Linked DNA regions of Mus musculus: region 1 is linked to region 2. A link is a contact called in ENCODE Hi-C data. All regions are on one chromosome and are shown on one strand. The core of a region is the stretch at or near the end of the contact, and the rest is flanking DNA. Distances in the headings are between cores, read along the strand shown.

The links. A loop is a pair of places that touch in the nucleus more often than their neighbours do.
Region 1: a loop to region 2 is called in a map of T-helper 1 cell, with 41 times the contacts of the local background. The contact joins the enhancer-like site here to the promoter of Pacsin3 in region 2. A Hi-C loop is called at or near these places in 2 of 37 maps with a recorded cell type or tissue (T-helper 1 cell and T-helper 17 cell).

What each region holds. Positions count from the first base shown.
Region 1 is chr2:144,158,624-144,162,753 of GRCm38, forward strand. The region is part of intron 2 of Banf2os (a long non-coding RNA gene); the gene reads right to left. Among named protein-coding and RNA genes, the nearest start is that of Gm5535, 29 kb to the right of the region's middle. Within about 2 kb of position 1,493, at least 1 of the 3 ENCODE cell types and tissues checked has a DNase peak (open chromatin) inside an H3K27ac peak, as active enhancers do.
Region 2 is chr2:91,255,444-91,259,387 of GRCm38, forward strand. It overlaps Pacsin3 (protein kinase C and casein kinase substrate in neurons 3), which reads left to right and starts at 1,370. Exons shown (of 11, transcript NM_001289678.1): 1 at 1,370-1,483.

The sequences.
Region 1 (4,130 bases), core at 243-2,742, about 53 Mb after region 2:
TTAAAACTGCAATTGTAAAAACATTAGGAAAATGAGTTACAGAGCCTCTCGTCTGCATCCGTGGAGCCAAACAACAGTGGACTGAAAACCGTTCAGAAAGAAATCATGTCTCTACTGAACATTTGCCAGGATGCCTTAAACAATAGAGTTGAACAACCATTTGCATAGCATTTACATTATATTCAACATTATAAATAATCCAGAGGTGAGATATGCACAGGTTATATGCTAATGTTGTGCTTTTCTTAAACAAAAGATTTGAGAATCCGAGGATTTTGCTGTCTGCAGGAGAGCTCCTGGAACAATGTCCCGCAGGTAGCAATAGATAATTATAGGTGGGTAGAAATGAATTTTTTTTTCTTAAGCATATATATGCTTGCATAATACAGTCCTGGAAGATGGTGGTTGCCCCTTGAGAGAAGGGAGAAGATGGAGAGGGAAGCCACGTGCATTTTGTCTTTGATTACATTAACATGCAAATGTGAAAAGGCTGGTGGTTGCTTTCTTTTACATTTACTTGTTTAGCGTATCTGTCTATGTGTGCCTGCCCACACCACAGCACACATGTGCAGGTCAGAAGACTTCCTTCTTCTAGTCATCAGGCTCTGGGACAACTGCCTTTACCAGCTGGGCCATCTGGTCCCAGCGACCCCATGTATAACTTCTTCATAGCATCACACTGGGTCGGTTGTCTATGGATAAATTCAATCCCTTAAATCAGAACAACGAGAATCCTAAAAATGTCATAGCCTTCGAGCAATATGTGTGCATAGCGTATGCAGGGGCATGACTGCTCCAGAGCATAGTCAGTCTGAGCTCCATATGGCCTCTGGAAACCTGACCAGGTGGGACACACACACACACACACACACACACACACACACACACACAGGGAGCCATCCCAAGCCAGGAGCCAGAGATTTGAGAGAAGATAGAAATTAAATTAGGTGCCTTTCTTGGGGAAGGAGGAAGGACCACGTGATCCAGGGAACACCGGGGCTGAATGGAGAACCCCTTCCTCCCAAAAGGCTCCAAGCTTAGGAGAGATGCTGGGTCCCCACCAGGACAAAAGCAGACCCATCAATGCCTGTTCAGCCTCCTCCAGCCCCACTTTGCACTTCCTTGGAGAATTGCAAGGAGCAAATGCCCCTCTTGGGAGTGCCCACCATGGGTCTTCCCCAAGGCATTAAGTTAGCACAGCCATGAGTGCCCTGCAAGCTCCCCAAGTCTCCATTTCTGGGTTTCCCTTTGTGCCTTACTCACGTGGTCCTTTTGGAAATTTTCAACTTTTTTTCTTTTCAAAGTTAAGGGGAAAGGAATTTTTCCAGACCTCAAAGACGTTGGCTCAGCTGTAATAGGGGTGGGGGTGGGAGGATAAGAAGAACTATGGAGCTGCTGTGAATGGGGGCAGGGACGACAACATTTGACTCTGAGAGCTGGGTGCAGGCCCCACACCCCCACCCACCTCCACCCCGTGCCTTGTGGGCTGCCCACTCCTCCTGGATCTGGTGTGACTGCAGGCCAGTCGCCTGGGCCTTGGTTACCCTTTAACCACGTCATGATTCCTTGGCCTCCTTTCAGCCCAGCATAACAAACATACAGGCTCAAAACTGCAGCCAGAGCAGAGATGGGGCGAGTAGAGGACTGGGGTCGATGCTCCAGCTCGGGGCTGGAGGGAATCTATCTTCTCTCCCTCTTCTTGCCTCTTTGGCTCTTCTCTACCTCTTTCCGACTACACCAGGAACAAATTGTGGAGCAAAAGAACTTTCTGGGCTCCACCTTTAAGCGAAGAGGCTACTCCCACATCTGGATCCGCTGGATAGCCTGGCTTCTTAGAGTCCTCAGAGCCTGGGTCCAAGCCTTCCTGCTCAGCCTCTACTTGGCTCCCACTTTCTCCACGTTGTCCTCTTCCTCCCACGGCATGTTGGCTTTCTGCCAAACCAGTTCTCTCCTGGCTCTAAACTTTTGTTGGGGAAGGGGGCTGGGGGTGGGGAGATGAAATCAGCACTTGGGGAGCTGGAAGGGGGTGGAAACAGCTGCTTTTAACAAAATGGGATGGAGGAGGGGAGGGAGGCCCAACATCTGGAAAGGCTGAGGTCTGGTAGGATACGCAGCTCGCATACACAGGGTCCTAAGGCGCTCGCTAATGGCGCCCCTGAACTGTACGCATTAGACTCAGGCATTCTTGGAATACGTATTAACCTCCCTGGTCGCAGATTTCCCCTTCGCCTTAGAGATACGGGGACAAAATATTTCTCTTTCCTCTTGCCTCTCCCACATGCTTGAGACATGAGAGAATGATGGGTTCTATGGTATTGTTCCCCAAGATGAAGTTGCTGGGCTTGGCCAGACCCTGTGGCATCTACCACAGATTACAAACCTAGTTGTCGCTCTCCTCACCACCACCACCACCACCACCACCCCGTGAGGAGCCAGAGAACTGGATTTTTACGTGAAAAACGCCTGAGACTTAAATGTTGACAACTAATTCAGAAGCTGAGAATACTGAGCGGTCAGCCTAACACTAGCCAAGCAGAGGATGTTATTTAATCCAATCAAATTGTCAATCAAATTACCCAACCGTACTGTCCCCTCACGCAAGGTGACTCCAACAGCAGCCACGCACTGCGGGAAGAGGAGAGCTTCAGATCTGGGAGGAGCCAGGGACACACCAGTGGCAGAGAAGGGTCCAAGGTGCAGGATGGGGTGGTCATACAGTCTGCCTTGGGCCAGGTCTGGCGTCAGCCCTCCCCCAGAACACAAGGTCCCAGAAGCTGCCCCCCGTTCCTGCTTCACCCCAAGACATCCTTAATGTCCTCAGCTTCTGAATTAGTTGTCAACATTTAAGTCTCAGACGTTTTTCACGTAGAAATCCAGTTCTCTGGCTCCCCTGGCTCAGAGATTCAGAGGTTAAGAGTGGCTGCTGGTCTTGCAGTTCAGTACCCAGCACCCAGTTCAAGTAGCTTACAACCACCTGTAACTCCAGATCCAGGGGATCCGACAACCTTCTGGACTCTACACCTGAATACACACCCACACACCCACACACACCAGAATAAAAATAAATATTTAAAAAACTAAACTAACTAAAAACACCCAATTGTAAACTGAAATGCGCCCCTCCTCCCTAGTGTTGCTTCTGGGAAGATATTTGGTCACAATAAAGAGGAAGGTTCCTAATACACTGTACTTAGAATTTACCTTCTCCTCCCTGGCCTGACATCCTTTGTCAACAGCTTAGGCAAGGAGTTGACCTGGTATCCCCCTTGTAAAGGTGTCTCTCCTATCTCCTGAGACTTGCTGAATTCATCCTCTGGGAATTTAGCCTCAGCCCCCTCTTAGCTTGGTCTCTTCCCTGCTCTGAACTGTTTCCTTCATTTCCCCCTGAGAACACTCCCTTAATAAATCACAGGCACACAAGGCCTCATTCCAGGATCCATTCCGAAACCCAGCCAAGGATGGGGTCAACTCCTACTACAGCAGAAAAAGAAGAAGAAGAAGAAGGAAAAAAAAAAAAAAGACACAATTATATACCTCAGAGGACATGGGCTGTAAAAGATCTCATCTGTTAGAGGGTATTGTCTGAGAATCAACTTAGGATGCCTGGCTCCTTCCTTTGGGCTCTCTGCTCTCCTACCTGACCCCTATCTCTGCATGGCAACCCTCCATAGAATTGGAACTGTTCACAAATATCTTCTCACTCTTCCTCAACTATTTGGCAGCCACTGTGTGTCTGGCCCTGACCCATCCCAGACTCAGTAAATTCTAGACAACTTGTCCCGATGGCTGACACAGCTAAACTGAAGTCGTTTCATAAGGGAAGTTTGGATCCAGAAAGGATCCGTTATCCTGGTACTAGGAACACAGATGCAGGCTGGTGGGTACAAGGCTTGAAACCCCAAGGGGACCCAGATGAAAATAAACTGGATCTACAGAGATGGACAGACAAGAGATCTGAAGGAAATGGGTACCACGGTCCGAGTCAGGCTTCTGATGCTTGTTTCCAAAAGCATCCTGACATTTGCCAAGATTCTCAAACTGTAACTGTGGCCTTTGGAAGTCCGAGGGGAGTGCAGTGGGGACAGGGGCTGGTTCTCGGTGGCTGGTGAGAGCTGAGAGCAGGAGAGCAA
Region 2 (3,944 bases), core at 120-2,619:
GTTTCAAATCTCCTATTTGAGATTTGCTACAACGCGCGCGGCCAGAGTCCTCAGGCCACGGGTGATGCTCGTCTTTGAGACAACACAGGCAACTAAAGGAGACCATTTCACGCTCCTAAGTCAGCCCCCAGCAGCTGGTGTCACTCCTAAGTTACCGTTGTTATCCTCAGCCGCCCCTCTTCCCATTTTGTGAGTGGACTCTACTGAGCAAAGAACACACGTCAGTGATTCCTTCCAGATTTAGAAACAACACGATTTTGTTATTTTTAAAGTTGTCTTTTAAAAAATCCGCGCGCGCACGTACTCACACTTCTAAGGGCGTGGAGGGGGCTGGGTTGGAAATGTGCGTGCTGGATAGAGAGCAGCTAGGCCGGTTGCTTCCCAGAGCGCGCACGGTCCCCTAAGGGGCGGTCCCTTGGGCTCTCCAACCCGGAGCGAACTGTGACTCCAGGACCCCTGAGCACCAGAGGCCTGGGACCCCGCTGGCCCGCGTTCCCTCCTGTCTCTCGGGTCAGGGGCACCGCTGCGGGGTCACCCGGCTCAGGAGAGAGCAGGAGGGGCGGAGAAGCCGAGCAGGTGGAGATTAGGTCAGCCTCAGAACATTCTTGGACCGCTCCAGTGAATATAAATAACAGACCCACAAGCTCTGAAATCCCGAGAGGCTGGGGGTGGAGCAGTGAAGAAGGGATCTATTTAGGGTGGGGTGGCATCGAGACGATTCGGAAAAAGTCTACATTGAACTAGGAGGTGAGACCAAGGGATTTAAAGATATGTTGAGATAGAAAATCTGAAACCGTGAACACGGAGGGGGAGGAGTTCGTGTTTTTTTGTCCCACTCCCACCGCGTGTTTGTCTCAGGTCTCGGAATGCGCGCTAAAGCTGCAAGCAGAGCTGCTCTAGGTAGGCATGGCTTTTCTAGTCTCGCTTCGGCCGGACTAGAGATCTTGGGCAGATAACCGCTGAAGGTATCTCTAACCCTCATTCAAGGTTACAAGGAGTGGGTGGTTATGAATCTGTCTCCCTGTAGCTAACCTCTAACTTTCTAGGTGCTCTCAGCAAAGAATGCCCCCTCAGTTTTGTCCCCGAATTCCACCCTAATGATTAGTGTGCAAGTTCCCGCTCATTCCCACCGGCCTCCTAGTCTCTGGAAAGGTCGGAGAGCGACAAAGCTCACAGCTCTCTGGTAGCCTCGCTGCACCTCCTTAGACTATTGGCTCCAGCTTTCTCTGCACCCGGGGAGCAGATCCTATGGCTCGCATCCCGAGCCACCTGGCGCAGGGATGCCTGCAGTCCCCGCTGCGGGGATGCTGTCGGTGGGGTTGGGGCGGCGGCTCCGCGGAGAGGGCGGGCCCGGGGGGCCGGGCTTCCCGGGGGAGGGCCCGAAGCGCTCCAGGAGGCGGTGGCCCGGACCCGGGAGTGGTAGGACTCCGAACTGAGCGTGGCCAGATCCCCCTAACCCACCGAGGGCCCCTGAGAGGACACGGTGAGTGCTTTGGAGGGGGAGCTGGGGGGCACGGCGGCGGCATGGTGGCTCTAGCTTGCTCTTTGGTCCTTCGACTCCTGAAGTTGGCAATGGGACGGACTCCCGCGCCGGAGACCCCGGCCATTGGCTGCCACTGAGCGCAAGGCCATCTCATCTCCTACGCTAATTAGGCGTTTCTTCAGGCCAGCCAGGGGAAATGGGGCGTCCAGCTGGAGGAGCAAATCATCTCTCAGGGTGCCTAGAGGGTCCCCAACTGCTCTCCTTGCGCCCGTTCTGAAGTCCTAGAAGGGGCCTCTGTAAAAAGCCCGCCCCCCGCCCCTTCGCGCCACTATCTGTATGGCTAACCCTAGTAGGCAGCGCCCCTTCCCCGCTGCAGTAACCAGCTGGCCCCACCTCCCCACCGAGACCAAGTTCAACAAGTTTGTCCAAGAAGTCCTAGAGCCTCCATGTCTAGGCCTGGCTATGCCTATCCTGTGGCTGGCTCCACCGGCTTGGAGTTGTTCAACACCGAGCCTTCTGGGATCCGGAGGTGGTTTGTCGGGTGGCGCTGTCTATAAGGGTGGAGGCCAAAGACCGGCAGCCCCTGAGTTCTGTGATTTGGTGTGGAGGTTAGGAGTGCGTCATCAGCGAGCAGGCACCTCAGCCGGCAGGTCGGGTTTCCAAAAGTGCCCCTTTGTTATGCCCCTCCCTGGCTCTGCCTCCTCCCCCTTTCTTTGAGCCACCCCCTCCCCCATCCTTCCAAAAGACTGTGCCAGTCTCTTGATTTTAAGCGCCCCTCTCTGGTTCAGCAGCCAGACCCTCCTGCACCTCTAAATCCAAGTCTACAGGCTGACTGGGAGAGGCTGCTGGGGAAGCCCTTGGGCGCAGCCTGTGACTCAGGACACAGGACTGGGCTGGGCAGGATAGCTTTGCTCTCTTCCAGGCCTGTGTCCCCAGCTACTGGAAAAGGGTGGGGGCTGGCTTATGTGTAAGAAAGGAACAAGGCAGAAACCTTTGGAGCTCAGGTGGGGAGAGTGGGCTCTGTCCTGAAGCCCAGAACTCCCAGTTCAGCACTAGCGGCTGGGAAGAGACCCTGCCAGTGTCCCAGAAGCCTTCTGACAGGCTAAGTGGAGAGCCTGGGCTGGAAAGATTTTAACTACCTGTTCTTGCTCTCTGACCTCTTGCTGTGGTAGGATGTGTTCACTCAGATGTGGGTCTCTGCTAATGTCAGGAGGCACAAGATGCCAATCCTCCTCAACAGGGCCCAAGGTGCCAGGTCCACCCCAAGAGCTCGATGAAGCCGGGGTGCCGGGCCTGCCTGTGCCTGGGGCTCCAGCTAGTGTTTGCTCTGTGAGGCCTGAGGGAGCTGTGCCAGCACTGCACACACAGCCTGCTCTGTTCTGGGGCCAGGGAGAAGGAACGGGTTGGGGGCAGCTCTCCTGGGAGCCGGGAGCAGGAGACTGGAGTAGGCAGGGCCCCCCAGGTCCTGGATGGCTCAATGATTTATAATTACTGCTCCCCACCACCCTATCTGGCTGGCAAGCCATTCTGGATAAGTGGGGCTGACTCAAGAGGAAACAAGGTGGAGAGCTAGTGGAACTTGGGGGGCAGTTTGTTCTGTGTCTAGGGATCTTCGTTGACTATAGGCTAATGAGGTCCCAGGGAGAGGCCAGTCTCCCTCCTGCCAGCAGATGTAGGAAGTCAGCTTAGACCGGGCTTTTCTCAGGGCTGCTGTAGCCAGCATCTTTTCTGATCTTCAGATGGGCCATTCTTCTTTCCTTTTTGGTGCTGATGATGGACCTAACCTCTGGGCTCAAGTGTGTCCTATCTCTGAGCTAAGCCTCCAGTCCTTTGTTTTCTGATTTAGTTGTTACTGATTCTAGTGCCCGGGGGTAACGTGAACCAAAACTGCAGAAGTCTGTCAGTGACTTTGGACAGATCCAGTCTAAACCTATGGAATATATAGTGGGACTGAGAGCACAGGGGCTATAGGGAGCCCTGAGGAAAACAGAGTCAAATTTGGAGTTTTGAGAGTGAGTAGAGGTTTCCCAGTTTAGAGAGCACTGTGTCAGAGTCCTGCTTTGGTTGCTGCAATCTCATACTCTTGTCCCCTTGACCTAACTGTCCCAACGGCCTTGGGCTATCTCAGGGAAGAAAGTAATTTCCTTCTATGGACTAAGAGTCAATTGGTACTGGGGAGAGCTAAGACCTTGCCTGGAGGCAGGAGGCTGCATGTCACTGTGTCCTCTAGTGGGGGTGGGGTGGAGAGAGAGAGAGAGAGAGAGAGAGAGAGAGAGAGAGAGAGAGAGAGAGAGAGAGACTGATTGACTTTGGGGGTAAAATTACCCTGGACTTTTTGAAGGCAGAATGGAATTGTTACCTTAGGACCCTTTGAGACACTCCTGGATGTTGTGTGGTGGTGGCAGGGGGCAAGCAAGTGTCTCCTTACAAATGACGGGTCTTTCAAGTGTTTCATTGCCAG